Regions from separate parts of the Homo sapiens genome. Here regions 2 and 3 are each linked to region 1. A link is a contact called in ENCODE Hi-C or POLR2A ChIA-PET data. All regions are on one chromosome and are shown on one strand. The core of a region is the stretch at or near the end of the contact, and the rest is flanking DNA. Distances in the headings are between cores, read along the strand shown. Region 1 overlaps SINHCAF (SIN3-HDAC complex associated factor). Region 2 overlaps LOC124902913 (a long non-coding RNA gene). Region 3 overlaps DENND5B-AS1 (DENND5B antisense RNA 1).

Region 1 (2,630 bases), core at 68-2,567:
TGAGTTTTTTGTTTGTATTTTTTGTAGAGATGGGTTTCCCCATGTTGCCCAGGCTGGTTTCAAGCTCCTGGGCTCAAGTGACCCACCTGCCTCAGCCTCCCAAAGTGCTGGGATTACTAGCGTGAGCCACTGCACCCGGTCAAGCGTAATTTTTTTTTTTTTTTTTTTTTTTTGAGACAGAGTCTCATTCTGTCGCCAGGCTGGAGTGCAGTGGCGTGATCTCGGCTCACTACAACCTCCGCCTCCTGGGTTCAAGTGATTCTCCTGCCTCAGCCTCTGGAGTAACTGGGACTACAAGTGTGCACCACCACGCCCAGCTTATTTTTGTATTTTTAGTAGAGATGGGGTTTCACCATGTTGGCCAGGATGGTCTCGATCTCTTGACCTCGTGATCCGCCCGCCTCGGCCTCCCAAAATGCTCTCAGATTACTGGTGTGAGCCACTGCACCCAGTCAAGGGTAATTTTTTTAAAAGCCTTTTTAAAAATTAACCACAAAAGGAAGTCAACAACAAAAGGGTTTGTCTAGCTACAACTTTAAGGGGCTTCACGATTAATGTGGTAGCTCCTCATAATCTGGAAAAAAGTAGGCTGTCAGCATTGTTTGATTCATTTAAAAAGCAGGAGACTTACACAGCCTAAATTAGAATAAGTGATTTTTATTATTAGCACATTGTTCCAATCACCTTGCTTACAAATATTTCTGTATGCTGTGGTATTTTTTCACTCTAAGAATAGTACAAACATCAGGTGATCTTACCCAAAACAGCTCTGGAAGTCCTTTTCATAGCGTTTACTGTCAGTGAATCGAGAACTGGAGGACTTAGCTCTGCAAATACAGCAGCCCTCTATACTTCGGTACATCTTTGGCTTGTGAAAACCAAACATCTTTTCTTCTGGGCAATAGTCTGTAAAGCCAAGGGAATTGACATATCTTTGTTGAGGGCTGTAACAAGGAACCATTAAAGAGTTCTCTCTGCTCCACCCCACCCCCAAGCAACTTGGTGTTATATGACCAAGACAGGCAGGCAGCTCAAGGGAAGACCTCCTGGATCGACCTCCATTCTTGGCACTATCAAGGCAAGCGTATAAAACACAAAGAAAAGCCTAGTTATTTAAGGAGGACTCTACTACCTCCTAACTCGCCTAACAAACATGCAATCTAAAAATGGGGAAGAGAAGCATTTTTTAAAATCAGGTTTTGAAGTAAGAAATGCCACAAACAATCCTGTAAAATAATGAAGCTGTACACAATTAAGGATGCATCCTTAAATTTAAGACACACCTTTTTATTTTGCACATTTGCATTAACGTGATTCCCCTCTGGGGAAGTTTTGAGCATTTACCATGAATACTATTTGATACTAAGCACACAACTAGCTCACTATGCATCAGCCCATACTACTTTGCCTAATGGGAATTCAGAGGGGATTTCTTCTGTGATAAATGGGAAGTTCTAAGCAGTCAAGTTTGCCCCTGAATTGAAACTGCTGAAGGGAAGATGTAAAATTCACAAAAATCCAAGGTTAGAATTTAATAATAATAATTCCTTATTATCATTAAGACAAAAAAAGAACGAGCTCATGTTGTCTGACCGCTGATCTGCCCCTTAGTTGTTAGAGGTTTGTGGACCTCTTCTACAAGGCTTTGTGCCTGAGAGTAGTAACAGTGGGAGGCAAATGTCCCAGAGACGTAGAGTGAAATAAATTGCAGTCCTCCTGTTAAAAAAAAAAAAAATCTCAACGTCAAGGAAGGAATGAAAACAGCTCTGGGGCTGGATGCAAATATGTAGCTGGCAGTAAATCTGTACCTTAGGAAAAGTAATTTGGAATATCCAAATCAAGGGCCAGCTCACCAAAACAACCGGACTAAGAGAGGTGATGAAAAGGCAATGAATATAGAAACTAAACTCCAATGGACAAGTCAGAGGATGTGTGTATGTATGAGGGTCTAACTATAAATTATCACAAAATTATCACATAAAGCAACAATAAAAGAAAAAAATTTTTTTTTTTTTGGAGACAGAGTCTCACTCTTTCACCCAGGCTGGAGTGCGGTGGCGCGATCTAGGCTCACTGCAAGCTCTGCCTCCCAGGTTCAAGTGATTCTCCTGCCTCAGCCTCCCTAGTAGCTGGGACTACAGGTGCCCGCCACCACACCCGGCTAACTTTTTGTATTTTTAGTAGAGACAGGGTTTCAGCATGTTAGCCAGGATGGTCTCGATCTCCTGACCTTGTGATCCACCCGTCTCGGCCTCCCAAAGTGCTGGGATTACAGGCGTGAGCCACCGTGCCCGGCCAAGAAAATTATTAATATCACTTTCGTGTCCATAGTTTTAGGAGTTATTACCACAGAACACTATCTTTTTAAAGTTGTTTTAGAAATAAACTTAGATGAGTAAACCTAAAGCTTCAGTACAGTCATGTGTTGCTTAACAATGGGGACACATTCTGAGAAATGCATCATTGGGCATCCTTGTGCAGACATCAGTGTCCTCACATAAACCAAGATGGCAATAGCCTACAACACCCCTAGGCTATATGGGATAGCCTACTGTTCCAAGGCAACAAACTTATACAGCGTGTGACGGTACTGAATGCCGTGGGCAACTGTAATACAATGGTAAGAATCT
Region 2 (2,630 bases), core at 45-2,544, 340 kb after region 1:
CCCGCCTGGCTGATTTTTGTATTTTTAGTAGAGATGGGGCTTCACCATGTTGGCCAGGCTGGTCTCAAACTCCTAACCTCAGGTGATCCACCCACCTCGGCCTCCCAAAGTGCTGGGATTACAGGCATGAGCCACCATGCCCAGCCTTTTAAATTTATTTTAAAAATAAACGTATTTCTTACAGTTCTGGAGGTTTGAAAGTCCACAGCTGTTGGGCTGCATCTGGTGAGGGCCTTCTTACCGCAGCATAACATGACAGAGAGCATGACAGGGCAAGAGGCCATTTTCTTGTCTGAGAGTTTGATTTAGTCTAGAATCTGACCCCATCTTGACATAAACACCACTGGCTCAGATAAATATTAAGTGCAACAGTTTACCTAATTTAGTTATTTATTTGTATTCTTTTATTTTTATTTTATTTATTGAGAGGGGTTTTGTCATGTTGCCCATGCTGGTCTTGAACTCCTGGACTCAAGCGATCCTCTCACTTTGGCCTCCCAAAGTGCTGCGATCATAGGCTTGAACTACCGCGTCCAGCTAGTTTATCTAATTTAAAGACATCAAAATCTAAAGTCAGATTCTTACTTAGATTTGGTGTTTCAGATTTCAAAGAGATGAGATGTCACCAGATAAAAACTACTAGGTGGTAACCAGGCGTGGTGGCTCACGCCGTAATCCCAGCACTTTGGGAGGCTGAGGCGGGCGGATCACGAGGTCAGGAGTTCAAGACCAGCCTGGCCAACATGGTGAAACCCCGTCTGTACTAAAAATACAAAAAAAATAGCTGGGCATGGTGGCAGGCACCTGTAATCCCAGCTACTCGGGAGGCTGAGGCAGGAGAATCATTTGAACCCAGTAGGTAGAGATTGTAGTCAGACGAGATCTCACCATTGCACCCCAGCCTGGGCGACAGGGTGAGACTCTATCTCAAAAAAAAAAAAAACAAAAAACGACCAGGTGGCTCACGCCTGTAATCCCAGCACTTCGAGAGGCCAAGGTGGACCGATTGCTTGAGCTCAGAAGTTCAAGATCAGCCTGGGCTACATAGTGAAACCCTGTCTCTAAAACAAACAAACAAACAAACAAACAAAAAACAAACAAACAAAGCTTAGCTGGGCGTGATGGCGCATGCCTTTAGCCCCAGCTACTCAAGAGGCTGAGGAGGGAGGATCACTTGAGCCTGGGAGGCAGAGGCTGCAGTGAGCTATGATCGTGCCACTGTACCCCAGCCTGGGTGAGAGAGTCCCTATCTCAAAAAAATAAAACCAAAAAACTACTGGGGCCACGTCAGAACTGAAAGAGTTCTGCAGGCCCTTCAGAGAAAGGAGAAGTGAGAGTCAATTAACCTCAAGATTACATTTAAAAGCATTTTCCTCTTTAGTATAGAGGTGTGTTAAAAAAAAAAAAAGCATTTATACGAGGTATGTGAGGTATGTTAGTGAAACAGCAAAAACCTAATTATATCCTAAATAACTGGCACGCTCTAGGTTACAAATAGCAATTTGTAAAAGACCCATTGAATGAACACATTAAACAGCAGGTTGCTTATTCCTTCTCAAACCGCACTAAAAAATTCCTCTCTCGCATGTGTAGGTCCCAGAGCCAGACAGTTATGAGATGATGGTGCCCCCTGGTGGCCAATGTGGGGAGCCACCCGGCCAGGCGTGCTTCCTGGCTTTGTGCCAGCCATGCCTTTATTCTTTGGTTGGTTGGTTGGTTGGTTGGTTAGTTGGTTGGTTGGTTGGCTGGTTGAGACAGAGTCTTGCTCTGTCGCCCAGGCTGGAGTGCAGTGGCGATTTCGGCTCACTGCAACCTCCGTCTCCGAGGTTCAAGCAATTCTCCTGCCTCAGCCTCCGGAGTAGGTAGGACTACAGGCGCCCACCATCAAGCCCGGCTAATTTTTGTATTTTTGGTAGAGACGAGGTTTCACCATATTGGCCAGGCTGGTCTTGAACTCCAGACTTCAAGTGATCCACCCGCCTCTGCCTCCCAAAGTGCTGGGATTACAGGCATGGGCCACCGTGCCCGGCCAGACCATGCCTTTACTTTTGCACATATGCACAGTATTTCTGAAAATCAAGTGAAAAAGTTGGATTTATATACTCTATGTGAGTTTACATGTTATGGGGATTTCCATTTCCAGAGAATTAAAATGGATAATCAAATGTTTAATTTCATTTCACAATTTTCAAATATTTCTTTCCTTCCCTCCCTCCTTCCTCTCTTTCTTTTTTCTTTCTCTTTCTTTCTTTCTTTCTTCTCTTCCTTTTTTTTTTTTCTTAGACAGAGTCTCACTCTGTCGCCCCAGCTGGAGCTCAGTGGTGCAATCTCGGCTCACTGCAACCTCTGCCTCTCAGGTTCAAGTGATTCTCCTGCCTCAGCCTCCTGAATAGCTGGGACTACAGGCCTGTGCCACCATGCCCAGCTAATTTTTGTATTTTTAGTAGAGACAGGGTTTCACTATGTTGGCCAGGCTGGTCTTGAACTTCTGACCTCAGGTGATCCACCCATCTCAGCCTCCCAGAGTGCTAGGATTACAGGCGTGAGCCACTGTGCCGGGGCAGCAGGCCTTTCTTGACTGCAGATTTTCTAATACATGAAAACAGCCACCAATTGCAAAAATATATTAA
Region 3 (2,630 bases), core at 36-2,535, 300 kb after region 1:
TTCTATCAAAAGTTAGAATACTCATACCCTCTGATTCATCAATTCTGCATCTCAGACTTTCTCCTACAGAAATATGCAAGTAAAGAATATGTGTACAACGTCCCCTGAAACATTGCTCATTATATTTAAAAGTGGAAACAATCTTATTCCTACCAATAGGAAATAGGAAGCAGTTAGCTGGGTGTGGTGGCTCACATCTGTAATCCCAGCACTCTGGGAGGCAGGAGGTTCCTTTGAGCCTAGGAGTTCAAGACCAGTCTGGGCAACATGATGGAACTCTGCCTATATTAAAAATAAAAAGTAAAAAATATAAAAAAAAATTTTAAATAAAAATAAAAAAGACAAAAAATGAAGTGGTTAAATAGATTCTGGTATATCTGATACAATGCATGCTAAGAATGAGGTTACACTGATGGAAAAAATATCTAATATATGGCTGAATATAAAAGGCAAGAAAAGACAGCTGGGTGTGGTGGCTCACACCCATAATCCCAACACTTTGGGAGGCTGAGGTGGGCGGATCACTTGAGGTCAGGAGTTCAAGACCAGCCTGGCCAATATGGTGAAACCTCGTCTCTATTAAAATTACAAAAAATTAGCCAGGCTTGGTGGTGCGCACTTATAGTCCCAGCTACTTGGGAGGCTGAGTCAGAAGAATCACTTGAATCTGGGAGATGGAGGGTTGCAGTGAGCTGAGATCGTGACACTGCACTCCAGCCTGGGCAACAGAATGAGACTCCATCTCAAAAAAAAAAAAAGCAAGAAAAGAAAAATATATAGTTCCTATTTTTGTGTTAAAAATAAACTGTATACATGTTTGTGCATGAAAACATCTGAACAGCTTCCATTTGTTATTTTTCATATTTCTATATTGTTAAAAATTGACAACAGGCATCTATTGCTTTTTGTAATTCAAAGCCTTTCTTTCTTAAGTCCGTGTGTGTTTCTGTGAGAAAAGATGATCAGCATTGTGAATCATGGCTATTCTTATATAAATCACTCAAATTTGTAACTATTATAATGACTTATTAGTGAGACTAATTTGAATAACTATACATATATGCATATGTATACATGGATGCATGAACATTCATTAATTACTCAACAATTCTTATAATGCCTACTATATGCCAGGTAATGTTCCAGGGATATATCAATGAATAAAATCCTAGAGATATATAATGCTGTACATATATACATTCAAAATAGTCTGAAGAGTATAAATAACTATGAAATTGAAAGGATTAGCCAGGTGTGATGGCATGTGCCTATAACCCCAGCTACCAGGGAGACTGAGGTGGGAGGATTGCTTCAGCCCAGAGTTGCAGGTGGAAGTGAGCTATGATCGCACCACTGCACTCCAGCCTGAGTGACAGAACAGAGACTTTGTTTCTTAAAAAAAAAAGTAAAAAAAGAGAAATGAAACAAAGTTTGCATAATTTTCAATCATCAAAAAAACCAATTTGGCTACTCAGTGATTAACTTGATTTTATGTTACAAATTTGTAATCTTTCTCAATTCCATCTAAAAACCTTAAGGTTGAAAACACTCCAGTAGCCAACGGAATAACACTATCAGTCTTGATCTGAGTATATTTTGGATCCAGCATCTTTAAACTCTGGCCACATGCCAGACTTTGAACCTGAGTTCTCTGTTACAGACTTCACATGTGATTTCTCTCTCTCGCTCTCTTTTTCTTTTTTCTTTTCTTTTTTTTTTTTTTTTTGAGATGGAGTCTCACTCTGTCACCCAGGCTGGAGTGTAGTGGTGCGATCTCAGCTCACTGCAACCTCCACTTCCCGAGCTCAAGTGATTCTCCTGCCTCAACCTCCCATGTAGCTAGGATTATGGGTGCCTGCCACCATGCCCCCTGCTACATACAATTTCTCTTGTTCTTTTTTTTTTTTTTTTTTTTTGAGATTAGGTCTCACTCCGTCATCTAGGCTAGAGTACAGGCACAATCATGGCTCACTGAAGCCTCCACCTCCCAGGTTCAAGTGATCCTCCCACTCAGCCTCCCAAGTAGCTGGATCACAGGCATATACCAGCACACTTGGCTAATGTTTCTTTGTTTGTTTGTTTGTTTGTTTGTTTGTAGAGACTGAGTTTTGCTGTGTTGCTCATGCTGGTCTTGAACTCCCAGACTTAAATGATCTGCCCACCTCAGCCTTGTGAAGTGTTGGGATTATAGGCATGAGCTATGGAGCCTGGCCTTCACATGCAATTTCTAACACCTCTTTTAAATCACAGAAATCTCACTCATCTATTCTTTCCCACTTTGAATTCAGAGGCACTTGTAACTGGTCCCACACCTTTTAGTATTGCAATATTATTCTAAGTGTATTAATTGTTTTAGTCTGTTTGGCCTGCTGTGACAAAATGCCATAAACTGAGTGGCTTATAAACAACAGAAATTTATTTACTGCAGTCTGGAGGCTGGGTAGTCCAAGGTACCAGCAAATTCATTGTCTGGTGAAGGCTAGTTTCCTGGATGATAGATGGCACCTTCTCACTGTGTCCTCAGGTGGTAAAAAGAAAAGAACTAGTTCTCCTGGGGTCTCTTTTATAAAGGCACTAATCCCACTGATAAGGTACCCGCCTTCATGACCTAATCATCTCCCAAAGGCTCT

What was found. A loop is a pair of places that touch in the nucleus more often than their neighbours do. ChIA-PET counts read pairs that join two places held with the same protein, here RNA polymerase II (POLR2A). Pooled maps may share reads with other maps.
Region 2: a pooled map shows a loop between it and region 1 (7-fold over the local background). The contact joins two enhancer-like sites. A Hi-C loop is called at or near these places in 1 of 37 single-sample maps with no recorded cell type and 4 of 50 pooled maps. POLR2A ChIA-PET finds 5 or more read pairs at or near these places in 4 of 52 experiments (AG04450, OCI-LY7, WTC11 and 1 more).
Region 3: a pooled map shows a loop between it and region 1 (3-fold over the local background). The contact joins two enhancer-like sites. A Hi-C loop is called at or near these places in 3 of 50 pooled maps. POLR2A ChIA-PET finds 5 or more read pairs at or near these places in 4 of 52 experiments (PC-9, WTC11, activated B cell and 1 more).

Annotation. Positions count from the first base shown.
Region 1 is chr12:31,297,319-31,299,948 of GRCh38, forward strand. SINHCAF (SIN3-HDAC complex associated factor) reads right to left here. Exons shown (of 6, transcript NM_001135812.2): 2 at 759-906. The coding sequence starts at 886. Among named protein-coding and RNA genes, the nearest start is that of FLJ13224, 26 kb to the right of the region's middle. Within about 2 kb of position 1,318, at least 2 of the 41 ENCODE cell types and tissues checked have a DNase peak (open chromatin) inside an H3K27ac peak, as active enhancers do.
Region 2 is chr12:31,635,202-31,637,831 of GRCh38, forward strand. All of the region lies in intron 1 of LOC124902913 (a long non-coding RNA gene), which reads right to left. Among named protein-coding and RNA genes, the nearest start is that of ETFBKMT, 23 kb to the right of the region's middle. Within about 2 kb of position 1,295, at least 4 of the 41 ENCODE cell types and tissues checked have a DNase peak (open chromatin) inside an H3K27ac peak, as active enhancers do.
Region 3 is chr12:31,602,311-31,604,940 of GRCh38, forward strand. The region is part of intron 2 of DENND5B-AS1 (DENND5B antisense RNA 1); the gene reads left to right. Among named protein-coding and RNA genes, the nearest start is that of DENND5B, 12 kb to the left of the region's middle. Within about 2 kb of position 1,286, at least 3 of the 41 ENCODE cell types and tissues checked have a DNase peak (open chromatin) inside an H3K27ac peak, as active enhancers do.